Regions from separate parts of the Homo sapiens genome. Here all the other regions are linked to region 4. The links are chromatin contacts, found by Hi-C or POLR2A ChIA-PET in ENCODE. All regions are on one chromosome and are shown on one strand. Each heading gives the region's core, a stretch centred on a gene start or an enhancer-like site at or near the end of the contact. The rest is flanking DNA. Distances are from core to core; before and after follow the strand shown. Region 1 overlaps CARINH (colitis associated IRF1 antisense regulator of intestinal homeostasis). Region 2 overlaps CARINH (colitis associated IRF1 antisense regulator of intestinal homeostasis). Region 3 overlaps IRF1 (interferon regulatory factor 1). Region 4 holds the start of GDF9 (growth differentiation factor 9).

Region 1 (7,131 bases), core at 452-2,951, 410 kb before region 4:
GGGTATCACTTCATCGCCCAGACTGGAGTACAGTGGTGTGACCATAGCTCACTGCAGCCTCAAACTCCTGGGCTCAAGTGATCCTCCCACCTCAGCCTCCTGAGTAGCTGAGACTCCAGGTACACACCACCACACCCAGCCAATTTTTTTTTTAAGACAGGGTCTTGCTATGTTGCCCAGGCTGGTCTTGAACTTCTGGACTCTAATGATCCTCCTGCCTTGGCCTACCAAAGTGCTGGAATTATAGGCGTGAGCCACTGCACCTGGCCCCATTTGATTTCTAGACTAGCATTTTAGTGGTGCTTCAGGAGAGAAAGGAAACTAGGAGTGTAAATAACTGATGTGTTGAACTGGAAACCCTGTTGTACCTCTCTTGTATGGATCTATCTCTACATTGTGTTATAGTCTTCCCTGCCCTGTAACAGCTCTGTGAAGCAGTACAGTGACATTTAACCTTCTGTTGATCATTCAGAGTCCTCCTTATGAAAATACTTGTTTACCTTGGAATTATTAAGCTATTAAGCTATTACCTTGGAATTATTAAGTAAAGCTATTTGTTCTTCCATAATGAGGACCCCAGTCATTTTGCTGGGATTCTTTAAACCTTTCTTCGTGGCCGCCTCTGTCCCTGGCTGCCTTTCATCCTATGTATTTGTGGTGAGAGTGCCACATTACAGCACGTTAGCTTCTGATGTACTCTTTTCAAATGGCCAGCCCCGGTGACTCTGCCGGGCATTGTTTGTTTGCCACCCCCCCACACATCCCTGCTCCAGTTGATTTTCTGCTCTTTCCCACTCCTCCCAGGATTTGACCTTTGTGGATTCCATCAGCCAGGCTCCAGGTCCCCAAGCTTCCAGTTGGGTTTGGCCAATTGAAGACCCCTCCCCTGACCAGAGGTTGGAGGCTGGGAGGGGAAATGGGAGGTGCTTTATCCCCCCAGCTCCCTCCCTTGCCAGGTCTCAGGTCAATAGTGCCTGTGTTTTTCACCCTAAAACCACAGCTCCTGCCGGCAGTCCCCTCCTACTGGTCTCTCTGGGTTCCAGGAGCCCTCCCACCTCCTCCCTGGGGATTGGTGGTCACAGCTCCCACTGTTGCTGGCTGCAGGATGCTTCACCTTTCCTTGAGGGTTTCTCTTCATCTTGCTCACCCTTGGAAACGGTCCTTTCCTCAGTCTCTCCTGTTACCAGTGGAGTGTGCATCTGTTTCCTGCTGGGACTGTGATCAATACAGCAACCTTTTCTGATTTGCATCTAAAACAAGGATACTCAAGCAGAGAGGGTATCAACATTTAAAAAAATAAAACAAGAATAAATAGTCCCTGAGTGAGCCCTGAGAGACTCTCTTAGGCGAGAGTCTGGGTGTGAGCTTTGTGACTTCTCTAGGCTACGCAAGGGCTTTTGTTTGTTCATGTCGATGTTTTTAACTATAATGCAGATAATAGAGGGCAATAGATTAGTGACTTCTGTACTTACTGGAGTGATTTGAGAAGGAAAATAAGCATGTAAATCAAGGGAAGCCAGGATCACTCACTCTCCTGGTCCCAGTCAGCCCTCGTTTTTGTTTAATTTGTGTATTTCGAAGCACACATATCTCTAGGGAAGAAAATGAAATCAAGAACTCCTCCTGGCCACCGGTTTCCTGAAGCATGAAAAGGAAGCATTTCATAAATGCTTTGTAAAGAAGACAACAGGAAGGGGTAGTGTCACTGGCTGGCAAGAGCTGCTGTTGTGGTATTTCACAGACAAGGGAGGTGACGTGGCACATGGGGGCTGAGGTCCCAGCCAGAGGCCACACAGGCACAGGCCTCAGAGCCCAGGCCTCCCTCTGGCCTGTAGACCCTCAGCCCTACTGGACAGGAGGAAAAGGCCTAGGGGACATTGCCCCCATTTCACAGAGAGGAGGCTGAAGCCAGTGAAGCAGAGAGTTGCAGCTTCAGTGGGGAGACACTGTTATGCCCCGCCTGTCTTATTCATGCTTCTTTTACCTGTAGGGATTTTTTTTTACATGGCTACCCTTGAGTGATAGAGCCTTCATCAGCTTAGCTTGTCCTCTTGCAGCCTACGCCACTCTGTGCCCTTTAGCCAAGGAAGCCCAGCTGAGGCCCCGCAGCGTCCCTGCCCAGCAGAGCTACAGGAGGCCCGAGGCCCCTTCCTGTTCACTCTTGCTCTATAGACGCCACGCTGCAAAGCAGATGTGCAGGGACACCACCTGAAGACCCAGCCTGCAGCTCAGCCCTACACACTGTGGATGGTGGAGATCCCAGAGGGCCAAGAGAAGCTTATTGAGACTTCTCTGCACTGCCCCTCCCACAGCAGGAGGTTCATGGCCCATGCATTTCTGGGAGGGTTGACAGGGCCCAGGTTGTGGAATACCTGTCTGTGAGCCCCATGTCCTGTCTTGTCCCAGCTGCCTGTAGTTTGACAGAGTATGCTAGAGGTCAGCCATTGCTAGGGAGGCTGCCACTAACCACACAGAGAGGAAGGAAAATTCTCAGCCACAGCACTTAGAGCTGAGCCTGACATGGTCCTCAGCAAGATGTTGCAAGTTCCTAATCTGAACACAGAGGCCAGGGAGTAAGCATCATCTGGAGCCCAGAGCTGACTGTCATTACCCACAAACATAAACACCCTGAGTCTGGCCTTCTCCCCACCCTGCCGAGGTTGTCAGAGCCTCAGCACTGGCTCTGCCCTGGGTGGCAGCCCCTGGGAAGCCCAGCTGCCACCTCTCTACAAATGGCCCTGTAGAAGCTGTGCTCAGTGATCCACTTCCTGGGGGGGGCTGGGCCCACCTTGTTGCCATTACACCCCATTACAAACTGATGCAACCAGCTTTCAACAGACACTGCCAAGGAAGATACACATTACAACAGCATGCTGCAATACCTCTGCCTGTGCAAGAGACTGACCCACATCCAAAAAATGGACATCTTCCCACCCCAGTGTCTCACTCCACTGAGCTGGAAGTGGCCTTTGTCAGGACCCTGTGAGGTCTTGAGTGGATCTGCTTTTCCCAAGATATTAAACCAGTGACTTTAAATCCTGGCTGCATATTACCATCATCTGGGATATTAAAAAATACTGATGCCTGGATCTTGCTCCCACCCAAAGAGTCTGACTGAATTGATGGGGTTTTCAAACATTTTTTAAGTGTTTGTTGAAGGATGACATACATGCAAAAAAAAAAAAAAAAGCACAAACCATAAGTGTAAAGCTCAGTGAATTTTCACAAAATGAATTTACCCCGAGTAACCAGCATCCAAATCATGAAACAGAACATCACCAGCAACCCCTGGTACCCCTTCCACTTACTACCTGGCTCCAAAGGCTAATGTCCATTCTGGCTTCTAATGGTGTACAGTCATTTCTCCTGTTTTCAAACTTTATATGATGTAAATGGAATCAGGCAGTATATATCCTCTTGTTGTGTTTGTGAGATGATTCATCCAAGTTGTTACTTAGAGCTGCAGTTTATTCACTCTTCTTGCTATAGAGTATTCCACTCTATGGATATTCCTCGATTTATCCATTCTACTGTGATGCATTTTTGGATATTCGAGTTGTTATTTATAATTCGGAACTATTCTGACTATTGCAATGACATGCTAGTGTGTATTTTTGGAGTACATGTATATCCATTGCTGGGGAAGCATGGGTATGAGTATGTTCAGCTTTAGTACCTTATGCCAAATAATGTTCCCAGGTGGCTGTACCCATTTACACTCCCTCCAGCAATGTATGAGAGTTCTGGTTGCTTCACATTTTTGCCAACCATAGATATTTTCTATCTTTTTCATGTTAGCCATTCTGGCAGGTATGTAGTGGTATCACAGTGTGGTTTGAATTTGCATTTCCCTGATGACTAATACAGCTGAGCAACCTTTCATATGTTTGTTAGCCATTTAGATCTTCTCTTTGCAAAGTGCCTGTTGGAATATTTGGACATGAGTATTTTTAAAAAGCTCCTTAGGTAACTCTACTGTGTAGCCAAGGTGGAAAACCACTGAACTAAAACCACAAATTAGTATCTGCGTCTCCCTTTCTTCATGATTTGCCTTTGAACTTAGAGCATTTTGGATCTGAGAGGACCTCGTGGAACTGGGAAAAGATTATATTCACTCCCTACTAAGATGAGCCTGTCAGGAAGAAGCAATTGGAGCTGGCAGTTAAGAATCTTTAGGAATGTGACCTCTACTTCAGAAGGGTCCAGGGAGGGCCTGTGGTGTCCACAGCTGCCACAGACATTTCCTAACCACAAAAATGGCCCCTTGGTGGTCTCCCCAGAGCTCCAGGCAGTCATGGGGAGGAAGCGGAGGGCCCCATGCCAGGTACTTCCCAGTTTCTAGGCCAACATGAATGGGACACAGCTCATATGGGGTTGTGGTTAGACTGGGGACAGTGGAGCATATGTTCTGGGGACCTGGGTGTGGCCAAGGGAGGCCTCCTGTCTGTGGCCTTTGTCCCAGATTGGAAATCAGCCAGTGGGGCTCTCCTACATGGGTCCAGGCCTGGCTAGCTCTTGAATTCTGTGCGTTTGCATGTGGGTCCTTATGCATGCGTCCTAGAGCAGGGTCCCAGGGGGCCACTCCCCCCCCCGACCCCTTACTCCTCTAAGCTGGGAAACACGTGGCATGAGAGAACACACTGTGGCTTCTAATGACATCGTGTCTTGATTGCATCCCCATTGCATCATCTGGGCTCATCTCATCCCCACCTCTGGACTGTAACATCATCCCAGGGACTGCCGGACACTCATCTGTGCTCCCCCACAGAGAGTATAATGCCATTTGGTAATTCAGTACAGCCTCTTCCAACTTGAGAAAGAAGATGCATTTCCTTCCCTCAGTCTTGAGCTGTGCAGGTGTCACGCTGAGCTGCCCTGTGTGGGCTCCATGTTGGCACACATCGGTTGCAAGGGGCTCTGTGTAGTGAGTCTGGAGTTGGACCACTGGCCAGGCGCTGGGATGCTAGTGCCTGGACTGAGTGTGCACAGAGGCCCCTCAGGCAGAGCCACAGTGGGCGCTGAACCTCCTGGTGAAGTTCACCGCAGTAACTAGAGCTCAGTGGGAGGGGCTGGCCTATCAGCACCTGTCCTGTGTGCTTTTTGAAAAGAGCAGGGTCTACCTTCTGTCAACTGAAGTCCTGCCAGCTGCATGGCATGAGATGAGGGACAAAGTGGCACGTGAACAAAGTTGACATTTTGGAGGCTGTTAGGCTCAGAGCCAACCCTGGGCTCCATGTAGTGCCATGACTCATGGATTCAGGCCCATCTTGGAAATTGCTCTGGGCGTAGAGCTCTCATTTCTGATAGTCCAAGTGCAGATATTGGGGTTCCTCTAATTGGCCCAAATGGTGGCCTGCACCAACCAGCGACCAGAGTGCTGTCTGAATCTAGAATAACAGGAAGAACACGCCTCCAGCAGTGTAGGAGAGTTCCCCATGCAGTGTGCTTCCCATTCTTACCAGCAGTTGGTATCTTCTGTCTTTTTCACACTGGCCATCTGAGTCTCATAAGGAGACTCCTCTCCTTCCACTGAGCCTGCATCCCAGCCTCTCCCCTTTCTTCAGGGACCTCTCCCCAGCAATTACGCCCTTCCATTCTCTCAACCAGGGAATCTTCAAACTCTTCTTCTCCACTGGCTCCTGCTGTGCTCCTGTCTCCATCACCTGTATAATGCTTCCTGCCATCCTGCCTTCCCCGTGGAGTACAGCCATGCTGTCTGCTGCTTACAGCCAAGATTCTGGAAAGAAATGTCTCCTTTTTCCTCGTCATCAACCACTCATTTATTCAGCAAGTGTTTCTTTTACACTTGCCTGTGCTGGGCATGGCAGCAATGCAGCAGTGAACAAAACCATCAGCCCTGCTCTCATGCAGCTTATAATCAAGTAGAGAGACAGACATAAATGATTAATAGATGCTCCTGTAATGGTGGTTGTGAGGTGTGCTGCCACAGCCCAGCCACACACGCCAGTTCCCTTCTCTGCACATGTACATGTCTGCTCATCCTTCCCACCTGAACTCATGTGCCACCTCACTTATGCCCCTTCCCAATGCCGCACCCACACAACAGGGTGTCCCTCTGTGCCCACAGCAGCCCTTGGGTATAACTGTTCCCCACAGAGGCTGAACCCCAAGGGCAGAGTCCAGGCCACACTCACCACGGAGACCCCTGCCTGGCACAGAGCCCAGCCCAGCAGAGATGCTCAGAAGATGAATGAAAGTCCCTGCTGAGATTGATCCAATCTGTTTGTGAACATCTCTGGGGTCCAAGAATTCACGGCTTTCTTTTTCTTTAGAGAGCCTTTTGTTTCTTTTTGCCATTATATACTATATTTGGGTTAGGGCACAACAATGTGAATATACTTAATACTGAACTCTACACTTGAAAATGGTTAAGATGGTAAAGTTTTAAGTTATATGTATTTTGCCACAATTTTTTAAAATGCAGAGCATAGGTACAAAGAAGGAAAAAAAGGGGGCAAGGTCCATTTTATTGAGAAATAAAGAACAAAGGGTTCAATTCAGAGAGGATTGGATTTTAAAACGTAATTTAGATTAGGGAAATGCAAATGAAAACCATAATAAGTAAGATACCACTTCACATCTGTTAGGATGGCTATTTTAAAACAACAAAAACAACCTGAAAATAAGTGTTGGCAAGGATGTGAAGAAATAGATACCCTTGTGCATTGCTATTGGGAACGTAAAATCATGCAGCCTTTGTTGAAAACAATGTGGTGGTTCCTCAAAAACTTAGTTATCATATGATCCCGCAGTTCCACTTCTAGGAATATACCCAAAAGAATTGAAAGCAGGGACTCAAAGTGATATTTGTACACCAGTGTTTGTAGCAGTATTATTCACAATAGCCAAAAGGTGGAAACAACCCAGATGTCCATGACAAGAGGAGTGGATAAACAAAATATGGTGAATATGTACAATGGAACATAATTCAGCTTTAAAAAGGAATGAAATTCTGGTACATGTTATAACATAGATGAACCTTAAAAACATTATGCTAAGTGAAATAAGCCAGACACAGAAGGAAAAATACCAGATGATCCCACTTATATGAGGTACCTAGAATAGTGAAATTCATAGAGACAGAAAGTAGAAGGATGGTTGCCAGGGGCT
Region 2 (7,070 bases), core at 4,193-6,692, 430 kb before region 4:
CTTGCTGTGTTACCCAAGCTGGCCTTGAACTCCTGGGCTCAAGCAATCCTCCCACCTTGGCCCCCTGAGTAGATGGGATTACAGGCACATACCACCATGCCCAGCTCCAGTGCTGTTTTTCTTTGGAGAGTGTATTTTTATTACTGATTACAAACTCATCTGTGTTTTTTGGGTTTTGTTGTTGTTGTTGTTTTGTTTTTTGCTTTTTTTTTTTATATGAAGTCTCACTCTGTCTCCTTGGCTGGAGTGCAGTGGTGCAATCTCAGCTCATTGCAAACTCTGCCTCCTCAATTCCAGCGATTCTCCTTCCTTAACCTCCTGAGTAGCTGGCATTACAGGCGCAAGCCTCCATGCCCAGCTAAATTTTTGTATTTTAGTAGAGACACGGTTTCACCATGTTGCCCAAGCTGGTCTCAAACTCCTGACCTCAAGTGATCCACCCATGCTGGCCTCTCAAAGTGCTGGGATTACAGGCATGAGCCACACCCAACCATATGTTTTTTATATATGAAGGACATGTCCTTTCTGTCAGTGTTGCTGTAAATATAATTCCTTGTTTTTGCTTGTCTTTTGATTTTGTTTATGAGTTCTGTTTTTAAAGTCTTGGTGTTTGTTTTTAATATGGCTAAAATTTCTTTAAAATGCTGTTTGCTCTTTTATCCAAAATTCTTCCCCCCTTAGATAAGTATTCACCAATATTTTTCTGGTTTTTCAATGACTTCACTGTTTACAATTAGCGTTTTAGTCCATTGGTGAGTACTGTTGGTAAGTTTTTAATCTTTTGTAGGTCATAAGTGTTTAGGCCTAAATACTCTCCTGAGTTCTAAAGCAGGAGCCAGCGTCACCTCTTGTTTATACACCCTGTCCTGGCCTGAGCCTCCTGAAGGCTGGCACATTCAGCACAGACCCCTCTCACTCCTACTTCCCACCCACCGCCCTTCTGTGGGTCACCTGCCCACTACTCAAGATAGCACTCTTGGCTTCTTCTGGAACTTCTGTCTTCACCACCCTGTGTTCGGCTCTATTCCAACTCATCTCTAATTTCTCTTTACCGAGACCAGGCCGCTGACAGCCCTCTCAACGATTCTAGGAGATTTTTGTTATTTCTTCTCTGGAAATACAATATAAAGAATTTTTATATGGTTTTCCAAGTAGATATGAAGCTTTTTAAATTAAAATTTTGTGTTCTGATAAGAGAAATGAACCATCTTCATCATTTTAAGAAGTAGAAAATATATTATAGAAAAGCACCAAAGAAAATAAAAACAACATAGAAAGTAAAAAGTGAAAGCCCTACCACCTTCAAGAGGTGACCTCTGTCAACAGTTGATATATCTCTTTCCAGACTTATTTATACAAACAAATGTGGATCTTTATAAATATACGTATGCACAGCTTTGTTCATGAAAATGGGAGCATGCTATATACTTTGTACAGCAACTGGCTTTTTTTTTTTTTTTTTTTTTGAGACAGAGTCTCACTCTGTTGCCCAGGCTGGAGTGCAGTGACACAATCTTGGCTCACTGCAACCTCCACCTCCCAGGTTCAAGCGATTCTCCAGCCTCAGCCTCCCAAGTAGCTGGGATTACAGGCACCCGCCACTACGCCCAACTAATTTTTGTATTTTTAGTAGAGACAAGGTTGCACCATGTTGGCCAGGCTGGTCTCAAACTCCTGACCTCAGGTGATCCACCCGCCTCAGTCTCCCAAAGTGCTGGGATTACAGGCGTGAGCCACCACTCCCGGCTAGCAACCGGCTTTTTACAAATAGCAGTCTATTGTGTATATTTCTCTATGACAGTACATAGAGACCTGCTGTCTTCTTTTTAAAGGCTGCTTGGTATGTATTCCACCACGTAGATGTACTGCTAGTTCATCTCCTCCCCTACAGATGACCACAAAGTTTTTCAATGTCCTGATAATATTTATAGGCCACTACATCCTCATTTTTATACTTTTATGCATTTGTGCTAGTGTTTCTATAAAATAGATTTCTACAATTGAGACTGTTGAGTTAAAGGGTATATACATAGTAAGTTGTATATACTTCCAGTTGCCCCTTGTTGAAACCTTGTACCAATCAGTGCAGTGTCCTTTTAAATGGTCTTTTCATTGCCTGTTGCTTCCCTGTCTCCCCACCCCCCGGCTCTTCACCCTAGTGCTAGAATTGCTTTTATGAAACTCAGATCTGACCATGGCTTGCCCTGTTTAAAATACCTCAGTGGCTCCTCACTGTCAGCAAAACCCAAACATTCATCTAAGCTCCTTCTCAGTTGGAGTCCTCTGGGAAGCAGACACCAAAACAGAATGAAAAGTGCAGAAGATTTATTGGGGGTAAGAAGAGCTAATGCCTATGAAAGATAAAGGAGAAAGGAGCAGAAGTACGGAGAGAAAAGACAGCTTTCAGACTGCAGTCCAGATCTAACTCTGGGACGCAAGAGAGGGAAGGATAATTCTGTTGAAAGAGCATCAGACTGTGATGCGGCTGTAAGAGTGTCTCAACGAGCCCAGTGGGGAGTTCCAGCCAAAGATTGCCCAGGAGAAGAGTCGCACTTTGGGCAGAAATGGACAGGCCCGAGCAACCCTGCCATGTTCTGTCATTGGCTGGGGGCCACCCAGGAGGCAACATGGTCTGACTTGAATGGTGTGGATCCGAGGCTGCAGCCTGTCAGCTGTCTGCACTCCATGCAACAGGTCCTTTGAATGGCATGTGTTCGTGGCTGCCATAAACTGCAGCCTGCCTTTTAGCCTTACCTCCTTTGCTCTTGCTCTCTGACCCCGTGTTCTGGCAACACTGGCCTGACTACACGCCGTATCACATACAACCAACTGCCCATACCAACCCCAACCCTGACCTTTGCTCACTCAGTTCTTTCTGCCTGGAATGCCACTCCTTCCCAGTTATACCCAGCAAAATCCTAATGTGCTTTCAAGGCCCAACTTAAAAATCATCTTCTCTGGTTGACCTCACCATGTAGAATTAATTGTTCCTTGCTCCTATGGTGCTATGTGTATATTAGTACTTCCCAGATTGGAGTATTCTTAGCTGTTTTTTTCTCAGATTTTTGCCTCCTCTAAACCTAGCAAAACGTCAGCACACAGTAAATGTTGACTGAGCTGTTTCCCTGCTCCTCGCAAAGCACCTTGAGGTTGCAGAATTCCAACTCCCGGAATGGTTGGAAGCACACAGTACATGGTCAATAAGTGTTTGTTGACTTGTCTGGGACCTAGTATTGGTGGGGTGAGGTGGGCAGAAGGCTGCTGAGGGTGGGTATTTACTGTTGTTGGGGCTCACCAGTCTGGGGCCACATTGGAGTTTTAAGACTAGAGCATGTCTTCCCCTGTTTTTATTTTTCTCCATGATTTGGAAAGACCCCAGAGGTGGGTTTTTTTTTTTTTAAGTAATCACTTTATTGTCTCTGGTCAACAAATGAGAACTTTTATGGGTCTTCCCTTTTTCAACCACATTTTCATGAGTTGGGATTTTGCATTTCTTCATTACCCATTCTCCTTATGGGTAAAAGAAGAGCCATTATGATACCTAGGATGAGAGCTCCAGGTCAGATGGGTAATCATTTTCAGACTGGAGGCTCATGGGATACAGGGAATTGGGAAGGTAGAAATGATATTTTTCCTCTTCCTCTTTCCCACATCCACCAATTAAAGAACTTCCCTGGGAGTGGACCTGTGGGAAGTGGCTAAGGGTTTCCGGGGTGGGTACAGCAGGGAGTGACATCAGGGCGTGGTGGGGATGAGGTGGGTGGAGAGGACAAAGAGGGACTCTCCACCTTCCTTTGGATCTATGAGGATGTTCCTTGGCCACTGTCCCTCAGCAGAAGGAGGCTAGAGCTGAGGTGGCCACACCCTCCACTCATTTTCAATCCCTTCAAACTGTCAGGCCCTCAGAGGAAACCCTAGGGTTTCCCCACCAAGATGTAAGGGCTGTGTGCCTCTGCCTTCTCTCTTAGGGTGGTCAGCACAGGTGGAAGCAGGGAGGTACTGGGCTGAGGCTTCGGTTGTCAGTGCTAGCTTGACAGCAGTTAAGAATTTTTTTTGTTTTGTTTTTTAAAATTTATTTTTCTGTAATTTTTAATGTAGTTAAAATTTATACATAATTCACACCACTTCAATTTATACATATTGAAACATCACTATGTATCCCATAAACGTATAATTATTATGTATTATCATTGTCTGGGACCTCATATTGTGTGTTATAATGATTATACATATTTACAAGGTACATAATGATGTTTCAATACATATTATGTATAGTGATCACATCAGGGTAATTAGCATATCCACCATCTCAAATGTTTGTCATCTCTTTGTGTTGGGAACAGTCACTATCCTCCTCCTAGCTATTAGCAGTGGTTAGGGATTTTGGAAGTTGTGTAGTGTGAAGAAGCCTGTGGGCCAGAGGTTCTTATCACAGACTCTTTCTTCTTCAGGAGCTATGAACCATCCTTCCCCAAAGTGTTATCAAACTGTGCCTTTGGTGGAGGCATAGCTCTCGTCGGATTCTTTTTTGCCAGAAAGATCTGTGAACGAAACTGCTACTATGTTAACTCAGAGAACAGCCTCCCTAATAAAGAAGAGGATGTGTTCCTACAAGAGCCAGGTTTTAGTTGGATTGTTAGTGTGAGTGATGAAGACCTCAGAATGGCTCTAGAAAGAAGCCCAGATCTCAGCTTTGCACTGTGATTGTCCCCCAGCAACTTTGCATTCCCCCTGTATGGGAATAGGGACCTGTGGATTCTGTTGCCATAGATCCAGAGATTGGACCTAGGAAAGTGAGACCAGGTGGTCTGACACCTACCTCCAGAGCGGACAACCCAGAGACAGAGCAGGCCCCTGCAGGTGTAGGGGCTGGCGGCGAGAAGACAGCTATGTTTACCCTTGTAGACTAGGAATATCAGTATGAATAGACTAGTCCTAGGCTTTGAAATGAATTTTAGTGTTCATTATTATTTGGTCATTCTAAAAACCCCTATTTTGAACCTCCACTTCAGAGAAATAGTTCTGATGTTCTCAGAAAATGTCAGGAGTGTATGGTGCACAGCAGTGGACAACAAAGGAAGAGAAAACCAGAAAAGGAGAAAAGTGAATAAAAAGAAACTTCTCAAATTAGAGCAAAATACTGAATTCAGTTATGCAAGCATACAACTGTAACGTGACAACCTCTCTGATTTTGACAGTCCCCCTCCACTTGTATTTTTAAAGTCCTGGCCACAGTTATAAATAGGGAACCATATCTGTTGAGACTTCCCAAGGGTTACATAAACAGTTTGGATGGTTACATCTTTTTAAACAACAGTTTCTACAAACACTGAAAAAATCCCACTTATTTAACAGTCTGATGCCTTGAGCCAGTCCTGGGAGTCCCTGGGAGGCCTTGCAGAATCACTTCCTTCTGACTGTGAGTGGGGGCAGGGGCCTGGCTTCTTGAGAGAGAGCAGGGGAGGAAGAACCCAGTGTGTATGGGGGCGGGCAGGGAGGAGTGGGGTGGGGCAGAGGGAGGGAGGAGGAGGCCCCAGACTGCTACTCATACAGGCAGCTGTATCTTGTCTCCAGGAGAGAGCAGGGACCCAGGATGGAGCAGACATAGGTCTTCTGGGGACTCAGCCCTTTCAGGAGGGAGTGTGTGCTCTAGGCACACCCTTCCCATTTGACAATCTGATATGAGGTGGAAACAGGGTCCTTGGGCCCCTAAGTCATGTTGGGAATGTTTCCTTCTCTCAAGCCGGAAGAGCTGAGGTTTATCTGAGAAATGCCTATGTCTCTTTTGACACATCGTAGTCACTAACCCCTTGTTCCTGCTCCAGGAGCCTCTAAAAAGCCATCTAGACCAGAAAAATTGGTCTTTTTTAGTGATGGGAGTGGCTTTAATGTCATTCTCCCCTATTTAGTTATGAGCTGTACCTCAGTTTTGTCATTAGAAATATAATTTTAGGTCAGGTGCAGTGGCTCATGCCTATAATCCCAACACTTTGGGAGGCTGAGGTGGGCAGATTACTTGAGGTCAGGAGTTAAAGACCAGCCTGGGCAACATGGTGAAACCCTGTCTCCACTAAAAATACAAAAATTAGCTGGGCATGGTGGTGGGCACCTCTAATTCCAGCTACTCAGGAGGCTGAGGCACAAGAATTGCATGAACCTGGGAGGCAGAGGTTGCAGTGAGCTGAGATCGTGCCATTGCACTCCAGCCTGGGGGCGACAAGAGCAATACTCCATCTCAAAAAATAATAATTATAATAATAATTTTAGTTAAGCGTTCTCCCTTCCCAGATGTCTTTTTAGAAGTGCAGTTAGCTAAAGATACATAGCTCATTACTATAAATTAATTTTATCAAACTGATCCATGCACTTCCATTTAAAGAGGACTCGGTCCAGTGGGTCTTAACCTTTTTTTGAGGTCACACACCCCTTCCAGAATCTAATGGCACACATAGACCCTTTCCCCAGGAAAATTCACAAACATCCAGAATTTCATATGCCACTAGGGGATTTAAAAGACCCCTTTGACTCCACCCTGGGCTTCTGAGTTCTTATGAGAGGGTGGCACATGGAAAAAGTGGTGGTGAGGGGCAAGGAACAGGGACAAAAAAGGAACCTGGGTCCTTAAGAGATCACTTAGTTGTTTTACCCAAGACTTGGCATACAAAAATATCAGAAATGAGTGTCTGCTGCCAAGTGGGGTCACTGCACGTCCTAGAAAAAAAGTATGCCTTCATCTGCAGTGACACACAGCCATGGTGTTGGGACTGGCACACTGCATCTCTAAGCCGCCAAGAGCTTGACCCTGGATGGGAAGAAAACTGCCCCAGAGATGCTGGAGCTGGCTTTATGAACTGGCTTTATGCTGGGGAGGTGGATGGCAGATCGCATCCATCTGGTAGGTTGAGGTCCTCTTGGCAAGCCTACTACCATCACCTCCCAGCAGAAGAGGACTGCAAACTATCCTTAAAGGGGACTCGGTCCAGTGAGTCTTACCTTTTTTTGAGGTCATACACCCCTTCCGGAATCTGATGGCACACATAGACCCTTTCCCCAGGAAAATTCACAAACAT
Region 3 (6,701 bases), core at 2,676-5,175, 390 kb before region 4:
CTAGGCCTCAGGCTGGAACTTTCAGGAGCTTCCACGGGAGGCAAGGCCCCAGCCAGGCCTCTGTCCCTGGGCTGCTTGGTGTGGGGATGGGGGATCCAGAACCCCAGCAGGAGGGCAGATGGGGAGCACAGGGCAGGAGGGGCAGGACAAAGCCTTTGGCCCTCAGGGAGGGTGACCAACTGGCCCTGGTTTGCCTGGGACTTTCCCAGTTTTAGCACTGAAAGTCCCAAATCCTGGGAAACTCCTCAGTCCTAAGCAAACTGGAACAGTTGGTCAGCCTATCTCCAAGCCTTTTGCACCTCCTAATCTACTCTAGATCACCTCTGCAGCCTGCACAGCCGGGCCTTTGGACTCCTGGATGCTAGAGTGACCTGGGCGCTGAGGAGGGCCCCCGAGCCAGTACCAGGAAAGGATAGACTCCTGCTTGCAGCATTCCCAGCAGAGGCATCGCCTGTGGACACCGCGTCTGTGTCTGTATATGGCAGAGCTCCCAGATATATGCACAAGGGAGTGAAAAAATGTGTTTGCACCCCAGTCTCTAAAAATTCAACAGCCTGGTTACTTCTGGGTGGTATATCGTAGGTGGCTTTAATACGTGTTATTTGCTCATCTGTATTTCTTACTCTTTGCACAATTAAACCATGTTCCTTTTACTTATGTACATTTTTAATAAAAGAAAGTTGTTAATGACTCAGCCTTCTATCTCCAGTACTGCCGAAAAGAGACAAGCGGTCATGCTGCATGTCATGCACACACTGGCCCTTGTTCTGGGGACTTTGACCTTGGCTGCTGGTTGGTCATGGCCTGTTTTGCCCAGGGCTCTACTGCAGGGGCAGGGTTGGTTATTCCTCTGTGCCCTTTTTGCCTCTCAGCCTGCCTGCTCCTCTGGACCCCAGAGTCTAGCCTGGTTCCCCCAGGGGAGGGACTCAGAAAGTGCTACTATAGAGAGATGCTAACTACATCTCTGCTGAGCAGCAGGAGATGCTCTGAAGTGCCAATCCTGGCTGAACACTGTGAGAATATGGAAGAGATAAGCTGCTTGCCCCTGGGGAGCTTCCAGTCTGGTTGGCGAGATTGGGTACCCCGCAGACCCTGTGGGGACTGGCAGACAGGAAGGGACAGGCCCTAGAGGGTGAGGCTTTGCCTGTGAGGGCTGTCACTGGTCAGAGAAGGGAGGGCCCCAGGGCTCCATTGTACAAGTCTTAGGATGGCCAAAGACCAAAAATGGGGTCCTCTTCAGTGACCTGAGGCAGGCCGCACAAGCTTGGGGGTAGATGGTCTCCTGTGCCCAGAACTCTGGCTGCTCGCCACCTATGACAGAAGAATGGTGATGAACACTCACCAGGCTGTTCCAAGTCTCGGAAAGTTGGACACCCCTTCAGGTCCTCCTCCCTGTCCCACCCCACCCCACCCCTACCCCATATGGGAATGCCAGGCTGTAGCCTTCGCTGTGACCCATCCCAACTCCAGCTCCTCTCCCCATCCCAACTCCAGCTCCTCTCCCCATCCCAACAAGCCAAGCAGGAGCACTTGGAGGGGAGCCCTGGGTCCCCAGCAGAAACAGCCCTCCACTGCCTCCACAATCAGGTCATCAGCCCCTGCCCCAGTCCACTGTTGCCCTAGTGTGGCCGACATGACAGGACTTCTTGTAATTCTGGCCTAATGGTTCCCACATCCCCAAACACCAACTCCATGTCCATATGCCTCCCTTGTTACACAAAGTCAGCTTTCTCCAAGAAACCAGAGAAGCACATGATCCCCGCCACACCTCTCCAGGGGCCTCCCTCCTGATCTGAGATCCTCGGTATATCCCATGGCCTCTCTGAGCCAAGGTGTAGCTGAGTTGTGTGGGGTTTTTGTTTGTTTGTTTGTTTAACCACTGTGTAAGAACTCACTACTTGGGCCCCAATTCTGGACAAATTCCAGATTGACAGTGTGAGGGAGAGGTGGTAGCAGAACTGGACACCCCCACAACCTTGTTGCTTTGAAGGAAAGAAGGAGGGCAGAAACAGGAGGGGATCCAGCCAATCCAAGGCATTTGGCCCGAAATGGATGTGAAGACCTCACCCAGGCTGCCCCTCTGGGCTGGCACAGGAGGGCAGGGGAGGGCCTTCCCTAAAGGAAGCCTGCAGGTGAATCCCAGCGCCCGCCTGATGTAAGGTGGCAACTGGCCAGCAGCCAGAGGTGCCAGGTGTTCTCAGGGATCAAGAAACCAGGAATTAGGCCCACCAGAGCCATAGGGTCTGACCCGAGCCTGGTGGCTGGGAATGAGAATGCATCTGTGCATGGTCCTGAGTCTCACAGCCATCCAGGGTCCAGACCTCTGAGGAACTCCAGGACCCAACAGAGGGTCTGGTTTAAAGCAGAACAGGAGACTAGGTTGTCTTGCTGAGACAGAAACATGGCTAAAAAGTCCTCTTTGATCCTGGGAGCTGAGATAAGGCCTAGCAGGCCAGAGTCCCCCGTTTGCTCCAAACAGGCCTGGTGTGGCCAAGCTGCCCCCTGCACTGAGGCCAAGTTACAAGCCTGTCTGTGTCTCGGCCCCCTGGGGCCCCACCCTTCGAAACTGCAGGTGGCCTCCAGGGCATAGGTGGGGCAAACCCTACCCTGTTGGGGCCCTGGGGCCTGTAGCGGCAGAGCCATGTTGCCAGGGGTGTTGGAAGGTGTGTGTGCTGGGGGAAGGGAGGAGAGCTGAAGGCAGGGCAGCACAGCAGCTGCAGCTTTTGCCGCCTTCCCTCAGCATCCACAAGTGCTTGCTTGGCATAAGGTGCTCGGGCCCTGCCCCTTGCTAGCTCTCCCCAGCTTCTTGTGCAGGCCTCCGTGTTCTTCTCTCAGGCAGCCTGATATGGAACCAACCTGGATTCTGGGCACAGATAGATGATGTGGGTTGGAACCAAGGCTCCATACTGATTAGGTGGTGAGAGTTGGTTTCCTGGTCTGTGAACAAGGGCCGTGGTGGGGTGCCAGTGCCGTGGTACACACGTGGTGCTTGGCATAGCACCCAGCACAAAGTGAGCACTCGAGGCCTGTGTTGCCATTATCCAGCCACACTTTGAGGTCTTTTCCAGTTCTGCTCATTTGTGAGCTTGTGGGATCATCTCCTTGGGTGAGGAATGGTGGGCTGGACGTCTGCCTCCCCTCTTTCATTCAGTCCCCATGTCCTTGCTCCATAGCCTCCAGTATCTCCCCAGCTGAAGTTTCACTCAGCAGACTCTGCAGGCTTGTGTCTTACCACTGAGCCAGCAGAGGTGGACTTCTGTAACTCCTTACCCTGAGAAAACCAGCATAAATGGGTCTCTTGAGAGCTGCCTGGAGCTAGGAAAACTATGCGGCCAGCCAGCTATACCCTTCTGAGGCCTTAGACTTGGCCCCACAAGGGAGCTCCGGATGATAAAGCCAAGCTCCACCCTGCCAAGTACTTTCACCCCTGGAAAAGGAGGGCACCAGCTTCCCCTTCTCCCACCCCAGGCCTCCTTCCTCTGTGACAGCCAGCAGAACTGGGGAAAGGTTAGTGCTGAGTTCTGATGAATTGGAAGATCAGTTGTGCCCAAGTTAAGGAACAGCATTACATCTGACAGAGACAAAAGCTTTCTATAGGGTCACTATATTAGCCCTGGGTGCTCCAACAGGACTGCCTGGAGGACATCTGTACCCCCTTTCCCCTCCAAGTATAAGGGCAGAGTTTTGGATCTGTACACAGTGTGAAAGATCAAGTGGTCCCAGAGAATGACAACCTGGCTGTTTCCCAGCCCCACCAACCAGGAGACATCACTCCTAGAGAAAAAAACTCCACTTCCCAGGGCTACCCCAGGATTTCAGTTCCCACTTTGGCAGGCCCCACTGGAGACTTCCAGAAAAATCAGAGAAAGCTCTTTCCTTTGGAGTTGTAATGGTCACAACACCCTGCACACAGTGCACTGAGAGATGTTGAAAGCTGACACACCAAGAAGGGATGGTTTGCCTATTAGCTTCTAGCTTTCTTCCTATTGCCAAGTGAGCTGAATGAATAAACCAGCCCAATGAAAGTGACCAGCCAGCTATACCCTTTTGGAGTTAAGGCAAGGAAACCCATGACTAACCACAAATGCCCGCAAATGTCTGTAAACTTGGCCCAACATGAGAAATCTAGCTGGTGTGGCTGAGCACCACTTTTGTCAGTTTACCCCAGTGGAAAGTGGTCCTTGATGACAGTTATCTCATCACAACCCCAGCAAAACAGATCTTTCAACAACCTCCTAGCTCCCTCAACCTAGAACTTCCACCATTAGTGCTTATACTGAAACTCTTGAGAATGACCCACAGAAGCACTGTCAGGTCCTTAGAATGATCTAATTATTAAGCACAAACTTGGTTCAGATCTTACTAATACTGCTCCGTTTCAGGCACTGTTTGGCTAATGACTCGGTAGTGTCAGCTGCCATCACCTTTAGGTGAGCTGTCAGACCTTATTTAGTTTCTTTTCCTAGGAAAAGGCTGAAGTCTTGGTAGGATGTGATGGGACAGCTCTCCATCCTGAAAGGTCTGGCTCTATCCCACACTACTCCAGGCTTGGTCCCTAGGACCCAGCTCCATTGTGATGGGGGCCAGGGGAGAGTTTTGAGGTCCCTCCCTGGAGATTCCAAGCAATTGCTACCAATCATTTAGGACTCCTGGGATCAGAGGGGATGGGGAAATTGAGGACTACATCTTGGTTGTGGAGATTGGAAGCTGATGGACATAATTCCTCTCTCTTTTTGGTAATTTACAAGCAATTAACTTTGCTTTTAGAACTTGAGAGATTTCCACAGCTGCCTAAGACTTCACATACTCACTGCCTACCCTCCATCAGGGATTAGATTGAAGGGCAGGAGAAAAAGAAGTCAGAGCTGCTGCTTGTTCTGGGTGGTATCACTTTCCTCCCGTCAGTCCACTCTACCTTGCTCTGCACCACCTGCCATCACCCACTAGGAGAACCCAGATGGAAGCCACAGGTGGCTAGCCACCTCAATCCAAATCTTAAAAAGGGCTGGTCCCTGAAGGAGCTGGAAAAGTCCATCCTGTCTATTCCTCTGTTCCCAGGTGAAGCTATTCTTGAGAAATCCAAGTGGAGCTTCCAAGTAGAACTTCTTTTTTTTTTTTTTTTTTGAGACAGAGTCTCGCTCTGTTGCCCAGGCTAGAGTGCAGTGGCGTGATCTCAGCTCACTGCAACCTCCACCTCCTGGGTTCAAGTGATTGGCCTGCCTCAGCCTCCCTAGTAGCTGGAATTACAGGCATGCACCACCACGCCTGGTTAGTTTTTTTTTAGTAGAGACAGGGTTTCACCATGTTGCCCAGCCTGGTTTTGAACTCCTGAACTCAGGCAATCCACCTGCCTCGGCCTCCCAAAGTGCCAAGATTACAAGTGTGAGCCACCGCGCTCGGCCCAAGGGGAGCTTCTGACAAGCAGGGCCTGGGATAGGGGCCTGTCCAGGCATCCACATATAGAATATTTACCCAGCAGGAGTCCCCCTGCCACTCACACAGCATCTCCAAGATCAGGGACCAGTACTTCCTGAGCTTGACAGAGAATGAATGTGTCAGACTGACCTCTGCCCATTTTGTAGTTTTCTCATCATTTTCTCACTCAGTCTTCCCTTTTCAAGGGCCCACACTCTTCCCGAGGGCTGGGCCTAGTGAGCGGGGTCACAGTACATATGGTTTCTGGGACTGAGAAGGTGGAAGATGTGTCCATAGAGCTTTTGTTTCCTAAGCAACGTATTACTGCCATGATTCCATTCCCTAGATGATGCTGGTGATGCAAGCTGGCTTCTCTTGGCCAGCCTACCTACTGCTGGGTAGTGTTTATGCCCCATGGCCAGACACTGAAGAGGGAGACAGGAAAAGCACATATCCACACCTTCCACCCTCAGACATTCCTGTAACTTGAGCTTATCTAAGGGGGCATTGTCATATGTCAGGGGTTCCCAAACTACGGTCTTCAGAAACACTGTTTACCCTCCATAGAGGTTGTGTGCATCAGCCCAGGCAGAATCCTGCTTCATGAAGGTGTTTTCCTAATGCATGTGTGCATGGACCTGTCTCATGCTACACTGCAGGGCTGGTATTCAGCACCAATAGTTATTGTTGGCTGCTAAAATAGCAAACTACTCAAAATGGCAGGTAAATAGCCCCAAGCCCCTATCCCCAGTGTCCTCCCACTACTCAAACCCCTCTCCCTCAGATCTGCCCCCAGTCCAGTATCTACCTGCACTGTTCAATATGGTAACCACTGACCACATGTGACTATTTACATACAGTTTATTAAATGCAATTAAAAGTTCAATTCCTTATTGCACTGGCCACATTTCAAGTGCTTAGCTGGCACATGTGGCTAGTGCCAGTGCCTACTGTATTGAACGGTACAGACAGAGCATTTCATCACTCTAGAAACTGGATGGCAAGTGCTACCCAGCACAGCAGCCGTGAGGACCTTTCTTGGGCTGCTGACTGTTCTGTCTGTGACTGTGTCATATCAACTGACTTTTTGGAGCAGCATCTGTGTGTTAGCAGGACACATCACCTATGGCACATGCCTCAAAACTTAACACTCCTTGGGCCCCAGGAGCCCAGAATCAACTGACAGCCCTGGTGATAGTCAAGGACAGGTGACTATGTTTATATAAGCATGTTCCTATGACAGGAATGTCCCCTCCTTCTGCCATTGTCTATGTGAACATAAACAA
Region 4 (7,505 bases), core at 2,239-4,738:
ACCATGCCCAGCTGATTTTTTGTTTTTGTAGAGACAAGGTCTCGCCATGTTGCCCAGACTGGTCTTGAACTTCTGGGCTCAGGCGATCCTCTCACCTCAACCTCCCAAAGTGCTGGGATCACAGGCATGAGCCACTGTGCTCAGCCTGAAGCTTCATTCTGAGTAATTTGCTCCAAACACAGAAGCAGCTGAGCTGATAAGGAAAGTAGTATTTTTCTCTTGGATAATCTCTAGAGGGAAAACCATAATAGAAACACTTATCAGACTTACTAAGATGACATTCTAAGCCCTAGTGAAGAAAGTCAATTTAAAACAATGTAATTGGTCCTAGTTAATTTAGAACACTTGAGATTAAAAACAGATGCTCTAAAACCACTATATTAAAATAGGATATTAAGGAAGCAGATACAACTGCCCTGTTGGGTTAGAATGGTTTTAAATCAAGAGCTGGTAGATATATACTTTTTTTTTTTTTTTTGAGACAGAGTCTCGCTCTGTTGCCGGGCTGGAGAGCAGTGGTGCGATCTTGGCTCACTGCAACCTCTGCCTCCTGGGTTCAAGCGATTCTCCTGCCTCAGCCTCCCGAGTAGCTGGGACTACAGGTATGCACCACCACACCCAGCTAATTTTTGTATTTTTAGTAGAGACGGGGTTTCACCATGTTATAATTTTTTAAAGCACCACACCCAACTGCTGAGTCAAACTGTGGACTGATACTTTGTTCTTGTAAGGGCCAACTGTTCAAAACGGGAACTTTAAGCTTTTCTCTCACAGAAAGTAACAAACAAGAGAAAAATATCCTATTTAACACATCACACCAATAGCTGTAAGAGATGTTTAAGGTCCATTTCTGGGCCAAAAGCTTGGTGGAACAGAAAGAGGTGCTAACATTCTCTAGCAGCACTTCCGCTCAGCCTTGAAAGCCATTAAGTCTCTGGTGTTGCTTTAAAATTCCATCATATTAGCCCACCTTAACCAATGAGAGCGTTAGGAATAAACAATAAGCTCAAGTCCCAGATTTGTTTCAACTGGATATTGAGTTTTATGCAAAATAAAATACAATTCAAGGAACTAGGCTCAGCTCCTTTCTGTAATTGAAATGCAGAAGTGTCTATCATCTTCCCTCCACCCAGTTAACCAATCTGCTTTCACATACCTGTTACCTGGTCTCCAGGAGCCTGCTTGTGCCGGGTACAGGGGGTGAAGAGCCGAACAGTGTTGTAGAGGTGACTTCTATTGGATTTAGGAATCCCTTCCTTGGTAGCATATGTCTTATAGAGCTTCTTCATGTAGTGCAAAGCTCTGGAGTCTGGCTGCAGCCTAGGTGACCCACCTCGCCCAACAGATAGAACTTTGAAAAGCGCGGGAAGGAGGCCAGCTCTGTCTCTCTCATCTATATGCTGCAGCAAGGACCAAGGCATAGCCCCAGATTCCAACTCAGCACTAGCAGCAATCTGAGCTTCTCCCCCAGAAGCCTGAGAACCAAGGCTAATAGGAAAACACAGCCAGGCAAAGCAGCAAAACCAAAGGAGGAATTTGTTGGGACGTGCCATGGCTTGGGAGAACTAGTGAGGAACATATTTCTCCATGCCAGTCCTCTTCCTAAAGGCCAGGAAGAGCCTAGCTTGGTCTCTTAAATAAATTTCAGGTGTGTGGGTGGACTACGGTCACTTCTGTAATCAGGCCTCAAGTATGCCTAGCTGAAGATTTTATCAGCTCTATATCAAGCAGCTGATAACACCTTATTTAGCCAATTTGTTAATTAGATACAGATTTACTTGGTTATTTAGCTTTCCTCTCTTTTCCCCTGGCATTTACGTAAAACCCGTTACTGTTACACTACCGGACTAACTATGTAGCTGAAAGTCTAAGATAAATTGAGGAATGATCTTAAATAAAATCTCTCATTTTTTGAGAAATTTGGATTAAGATGTTCGCTAGGTGCTTGCTGAAACTTCTAAGGCATGTGGAAAAGCTAACCAATTATTCATGACGATACTCAGATCTGCTGGTATGCAACTTATGGTATTAGGTTTACTCTTCCTCTCAATTTATCCTCACGGCCTTTTCCACTTCCAGGTGTTTACAATTGTAATTATTCGCTGCATGTTAATTTGCGAATTTACAAATTTGGGTGAGAAAGTCACAATTGGCATAGAAGTTCCAGAAAGCAGAAAACCATTAGGTCTCTCAGTCCTCCCAGGTGGCTGGGTACAGAATACGTACTTGGAGTACTGGAATTGTATTTGCGATGTTCTTAAAAGAGGACACCGCCTTTAACCTTGACTTATTTTTAAATGTAACATACTGATGTCCTTACTTTGGTCTGCACACTCATCTATACATATTTTGGTTGAAAGGTTTTGGGATGTTTGCAGATGCTATAAAATAAATGAACGTTTTATTATTATTCATCCAAATGGTGGTAGAATTTGCCACAATATTTCTGTCCTTACCTGTATTTCTGTTCTTGCCTTGGAGCTGAGACCAGGCTAGACATTATGGTTTAAAAAAATGAGGCAAAGGAGCACCATGAAAAGCTGAAATGAGGGGATATTCAGCGCCACCCCGAAGGAGACTATGCTGGAAGAGTCAGCCTACACTCATAGTGCAAGATACGAAGCCAGTTTGTGCAGTACCTACATGAGAAAACTAAGGTATGTCTGCAAAATACAAGTTGACTGCCTGCCGAGCCTCCGTGGTCCGTAAGTAGTGTTATAAAACACAGCCAACTGTTGAATGAGAGCTTAGTCCTAGATAAAATATGGCCAGCAATTCCATTAACAAAACACTGACAAGACACCTCAGGGCGAGCTGTACATTGACAACAGCATCGTCAAGCAGAATGCACTTCAGGGAAAACATAATAAGGCCTCTCACCCGACTTTCCTTGCTTCTCACGTGGGGAGAAGAAAGAACTGGGGCATCGTGATTCCCCCCACCCCACGCAAACCATCTGGGGAGGACGCTGGCTGCTGTCGAGGCGGCCTCAGCATTCATCAATTGACGATTATTTGATTATTTTTGTGGCTGAAACTGACGAAACGTTTGTATTATCTCTTGGGAACGTTAACAGCCTGCCAGGGGACTCTAAAACAGAGTCCAAGAGAAGCCTTCGATGTGTGTCCCTGATTTTGGTGCTGGGGTCGCTCATGGCCTGAAAATAACGAAGCCCCCTTTGAGCTACTGGCCAAGGCCAAATGAAACCTCGTGCTCCTCTGCTGTGGGGCGGCCCGGCCTCGGGGCTCAGAGGCGCTCTGTCTACAGCTGGGAAGACTCGCAGGCCCCAAGCTCCTGGCCAGCGCTGCCCCGGAGGTCGGCAGGCCCCTTCCTCGTCACCTTTTTGTTCCCTCCCCCGCCTCCCGCATTCGGCCGCTTCCTGACTGGGATTCCACAGAAAAGCCGAGGGCTGAGGAGAAGTGTGAGCGCCTCCGCCTGTCCACTGTCCCCCAAAGTCAGTTCAATCCCCGACGTCCTCCGCTAGGCTCCACCCCACCGGCCCGGGCAGGGCCTCCAAGGCACCTCCCACCTACGGGTCACCCAGTCAGCCCACTTCTTTCTGGGACAAAGGCGTCATCCCTTAGAGACAGTAGGAAAATGGTATCTCCCGGAAGTTACCTCACGACCTCCAAGAGCGGCTTCCAACCTTGCCGGAAATGACGAACGAGTCAACCGGATCGGTGACTGTGGAGGGCGAGCTGAGCCCTGTGCGTGAGTGGGGTCTGGTTGTGCAGTGTTCGTGGACCCTGGGAGGCTAGGGGCGCCCCGCTGGGCTGGGAAAGGATAAGGAGTGCAGGGGCAGGAGTCTGGGGTTGGGGATGGACCCCCGCGGGGACTGCGGCGCTTCGCGAAAGCGAGCCAAGCGCCTGTCCACCCTCGGTCCTGCAGGGCCGCCGCCACAATGGGCCGCGAGTTTGGGAATCTGACGCGGATGCGGCATGTGATCAGCTACAGCTTGTCACCGTTCGAGCAGCGCGCCTATCCGCACGTCTTCACTAAAGGAATCCCCAATGTTCTGCGCCGCATTCGGGAGTCTTTCTTTCGCGTGGTGCCGCGTGAGTGCCTTGGGCCCGCGGGAGCGGGAGGCTGGACCCCAGCAGCAGCAGCAGTCACTGCGCCTCCCCTCTGAGCGCTGGCGGCCGGGCAGGCGCTCTGTAACTTGCCGTACACACCTTTCTCATTGAATATTCCTGACCGCCCTTAAGCTGGTCATATTATCCTCCCCATCTTACACGGGGAAAACTGAGCTACAGAACTGAAATGACTGGCCCAAGGTCACTCGGGTGATTCCAGCATGTTCCTCTGAGGTCACCTTTATTTAGTTCTTACCAGTGGTGAAATGCTTTGTGTTAAACGTGCAGCAGATAGTGATGATAGTTGCATGGCCTTGGATATGCTAAGAACTACTGAAGTGTATGCTTTAAAGAAGACAAGAGGACTGAGACCTTTTTTTTTCTTCTATATGTCTTATATGTGTGCTCTCTGTTTACTCTCTTAATTTTTAAAGAGTTTGTAGTGTTTTATCTTATCTACACATGGGGGACTGAAGAGTTCGAGAGATCCAAGAGGAAGAATCCAGCTGCCTATGAAAATGACAAATGAGCAACGCATCCGGATGACGGTTCCCTGTCTCTGAAAGACCTTTCTCTGGAAGAGGAGTCTGCATTGTAGTGTCTCAAAGACACAATAAACTTCCTATGGTCTGCACTGTTGTGATATTACATTTTTGTGAGTAGAATCCTGTGTGACCACTAATATTCAAGTTCATGAAGCGCCCCTCCTCAGCATGAGTCTTGAAGTTTTGCCTGGTCTCGGGTTTTGGTGAAAGAGCAGGGCTCCCCCTTTGTTCCATTATCTACAAGAAAGTAGCTGCAGGTACTCCTGCATCTAACCATTTGTGGGTGACATGGGCTATGGCGAGTGCTGGTTCTTGGCCCTCTGCTCCCATAGCAACAATAAAGTCTACTAACTATATTGTAATTAGTATGTGTCAGGGACGCTTTTATTTTTTATTTTTTGAGATGGAGTCTTGCTCTCTCACCCAGGCTGGAGTGCAGTGGTGTGATCTCGGCTCACTGCCATCTGTGCCTCCTGGGTTCAAACGATTCTCCTGTCTCAGCCTCCGAGTAGCTGGGATTACAGGTGCAGGACACCACACCTGGCTAATTTTTTGTATTTTTAGTAGAGACAGGTTTCACCATGTTGGCCAGGCTGGTCTGGAACTCCTGACCTCAGATGATCTGTGCGCCTCAGCCTCCCAAAGTGCTGGGATTACAGGCGTAAGCCATGGTGCTCTGGGCCTCAAATACTCTTCTTAGCTACACAAATGAACTGTTAAACCTCACAAGCACCTTTAACGTATCCTCATTTGGCAGATGAGGAAATGGGCACAGAGAGATTAAGTAATTTGCCAGAAATTATACAGCAGTGAATGGTGGAGTCTTGCACTAAAGTGATGCTCTTAAAACTATGCTCTATTGCAGGGGTGTCCAATCTTTTAGCTTCCCTGGGCCACACATAAAATACGCTAACATTACAATAGCTGATAAGCTTTAAAAAATGGCAAAAAAAACCCTCAGCGTTTTAGAAAGTTTACAAATTTTTGTTGGGTCGGATTCAAAGCCATCCTGGGCTGCTTGCTGCCCAGGACTGCGGTTGGACAAGCTTGCTCTACTGCCTTTCCTCCTAAGGCAGGCCTTAGCCTGAGGGGATATCAGCTATAAAACGGATGAGGTGATCTCTTAGCCTCCACAGCAGTTTTCTGTTTCTGTGCCAGGAGGCCAACAATGTTTTCAACCATATGTGGTTCATAAAGCCTCAAAGATTTACTCTGGCCCTTTATGAATAAAGTTTACCCCTGATCTAAAGCCTTTAAATTATCTTTTTGGTATTAAAGATACCATTTTCCCTTCGCCCACCGAGAGATGGTGGGGGTAGGTGTGGTTGGCAGTTTTATGCCTCTAGTTCCTTAGAGAGGCTTCTCTCTAAGCTTCGGGACATGGATCTCACCTGTGGTAGCAGGTATGTGGAATATGATGAGTTGTCATAGCTCAGTCAGTACAGTATATGCTATGGGATCTGAGATCCGTTTTTAGAAACTCTTCTAAGGACTCTTCCTGCTAGCAGCAACTTTGATTCTGGGTCAGACTGTGTTTTTTTTTTTTTTTTTTTGAGATGGGAGTCTTGCTCTGTCACCAGGCTGGAGTTTAGTGGCGCAATCTCAGCTTACTGCAACCTCCGCTTCCCGGGCTCAAGTGATTCTCCTGCCTCAGCCTCCCAAATAGCTGGGACTACAGGCGCATACCAACACACCCAGCTAATTTTTGTATTTTTATTTTTTTTTTTAGTAGAGACGGAGTTTCACCATGTTGGCCAGGATGGTCTTGATCTCTTGACCTCGTGATCCACCTGCCTCGACCTCCCAAAGTGCTGGGATTACAGGTGTGAGCCACCGTGCCTGGCCAGACTGTATCTTTATTATCCTAATTACTGCTATTGCCTTTTAAGAATCAAAAGTTAAGATACTTCAAAACATGGCCGGATACAGTGGCTCACACCTGTAATCCCAGCACTTTGGGAGGCTGAAGTGGATGGATCACTTGAGGTCAGGAGTTTGAGACCAGCCTGGCCAACATGGTGAAACCCTGTCTCTACTAAAAATATAAAAATTAGCTGAGTGTGGTGGCACACGCCTATAATCCCAGCTACTCAGGAGGCTGAGGCAGAAACGCTTGAACCTGGGAGGTGGAGGTTGCAGTGAGCCAAGATTGTGCCACTGCACTCCAGCCTGGGTGACAGAGCGAGACTTCAAAACAAAACCTAAAAGATAAACTACATTGTGAGGCAGGATACGGGGAAAAGGCTGAGTCTTACAGTCTTGGGCTCGTCCTCTTAGCCCGTCACTTCCTCATTATGTGATATAGGCAAGAAACCTACTTTCATGAGCCTTAAGCTTCTCACCCATAAAATAGAAATATTATAAAGTTCTTGGGTTGTGGTGATGGTGAAATGAGTGACAAGTGTCTGGCAAGATGGTACGGGCTTAACACAGGGCAACTAACTGAGGAACTCTTCTACCTCACCCCCAAAAGACAGTCCAATTTTCCCATTTGCCTCTTTGTCCAGATTTATTCCCAGGTCTTGCAACATATTTGGGTCATAGACTTGAGAATGATGAAAACTGTGGACCCATCCTTACCTTGCATAGCTTCAAAGAGTTCACAGCCCAGAGGAGGACCACTGCTTTGAGAGGCCGTTAATGTCTTTCTCCCTCTGGTGTTTGCCCCAACCCGCCGAAGTAGACGGCCACCCTCTCCCATCTTGCTCACCTTGTTCTACACTTAGACTATTTCTCCCTGGTTCTTTGACTCCTTTGGAGAGACCAGCTCAAAAGATCCAAATCCCTTTTCTCAGCCCAAACCAGGCACCAAGCCTATTCTTTTTATTCCAGGAGTGCTCTACTGAGATGACTCTGCCGTAAGCCCTGTGATGTGTGGAGCTTCTGC

The links. A loop is a pair of places that touch in the nucleus more often than their neighbours do. ChIA-PET counts read pairs that join two places held with the same protein, here RNA polymerase II (POLR2A). Pooled maps may share reads with other maps.
Region 1: a pooled map shows a loop between it and region 4 (3-fold over the local background). The contact joins the enhancer-like site here to the promoter of GDF9 in region 4. A Hi-C loop is called at or near these places in 5 of 50 pooled maps. POLR2A ChIA-PET finds 5 or more read pairs at or near these places in 2 of 52 experiments (activated CD4-positive, alpha-beta T cell and naive thymus-derived CD4-positive, alpha-beta T cell).
Region 2: a pooled map shows a loop between it and region 4 (3-fold over the local background). The contact joins the enhancer-like site here to the promoter of GDF9 in region 4. A Hi-C loop is called at or near these places in 9 of 50 pooled maps. POLR2A ChIA-PET finds 5 or more read pairs at or near these places in 3 of 52 experiments (T-cell, WTC11 and naive thymus-derived CD4-positive, alpha-beta T cell).
Region 3: a pooled map shows a loop between it and region 4 (2.4-fold over the local background). The contact joins the enhancer-like site here to the promoter of GDF9 in region 4. A Hi-C loop is called at or near these places in 4 of 50 pooled maps. POLR2A ChIA-PET finds 5 or more read pairs at or near these places in 2 of 52 experiments (activated CD4-positive, alpha-beta T cell and endothelial cell of umbilical vein).

Annotation. Positions count from the first base shown.
Region 1 is chr5:132,454,955-132,462,085 of GRCh38, forward strand. All of the region lies in intron 3 of CARINH (colitis associated IRF1 antisense regulator of intestinal homeostasis), which reads left to right. Among named protein-coding and RNA genes, the nearest start is that of LINC02863, 32 kb to the left of the region's middle. RefSeq lists a silencer at 988-1,180 and enhancers at 1,459-2,129, 2,130-2,799, 2,727-2,956. Within about 2 kb of position 1,702, at least 30 of the 41 ENCODE cell types and tissues checked have a DNase peak (open chromatin) inside an H3K27ac peak, as active enhancers do.
Region 2 is chr5:132,432,334-132,439,403 of GRCh38, forward strand. The region is part of intron 2 of CARINH (colitis associated IRF1 antisense regulator of intestinal homeostasis); the gene reads left to right. Among named protein-coding and RNA genes, the nearest start is that of LINC02863, 9.2 kb to the left of the region's middle. Within about 2 kb of position 5,443, at least 30 of the 41 ENCODE cell types and tissues checked have a DNase peak (open chromatin) inside an H3K27ac peak, as active enhancers do.
Region 3 is chr5:132,475,351-132,482,051 of GRCh38, forward strand. IRF1 (interferon regulatory factor 1) reads right to left here. Exons shown (of 10, transcript NM_002198.3): 10 at 6,259-6,701. It overlaps CARINH (colitis associated IRF1 antisense regulator of intestinal homeostasis), which reads left to right. Exons shown (of 4, transcript NR_161242.1): 4 at 317-694. Among named protein-coding and RNA genes, the nearest start is that of IRF1, 12 kb to the right of the region's middle. RefSeq lists enhancers at 3,922-3,971, 3,982-4,231. Within about 2 kb of position 3,926, at least 6 of the 41 ENCODE cell types and tissues checked have a DNase peak (open chromatin) inside an H3K27ac peak, as active enhancers do.
Region 4 is chr5:132,862,981-132,870,485 of GRCh38, forward strand. It overlaps GDF9 (growth differentiation factor 9), which reads right to left and starts at 3,489. Exons shown (of 2, transcript NM_005260.7): 1 at 1,157-3,489. The coding sequence starts at 1,553. UQCRQ (ubiquinol-cytochrome c reductase complex III subunit VII) reads left to right here and starts at 3,662. Exons shown (of 3, transcript NM_014402.5): 1 at 3,662-3,707; 2 at 3,889-4,055; 3 at 4,508-5,867. The coding sequence starts at 3,902. The coding sequence ends at 4,602. RefSeq lists enhancers at 2,941-4,140, 2,999-3,499, 3,500-4,000.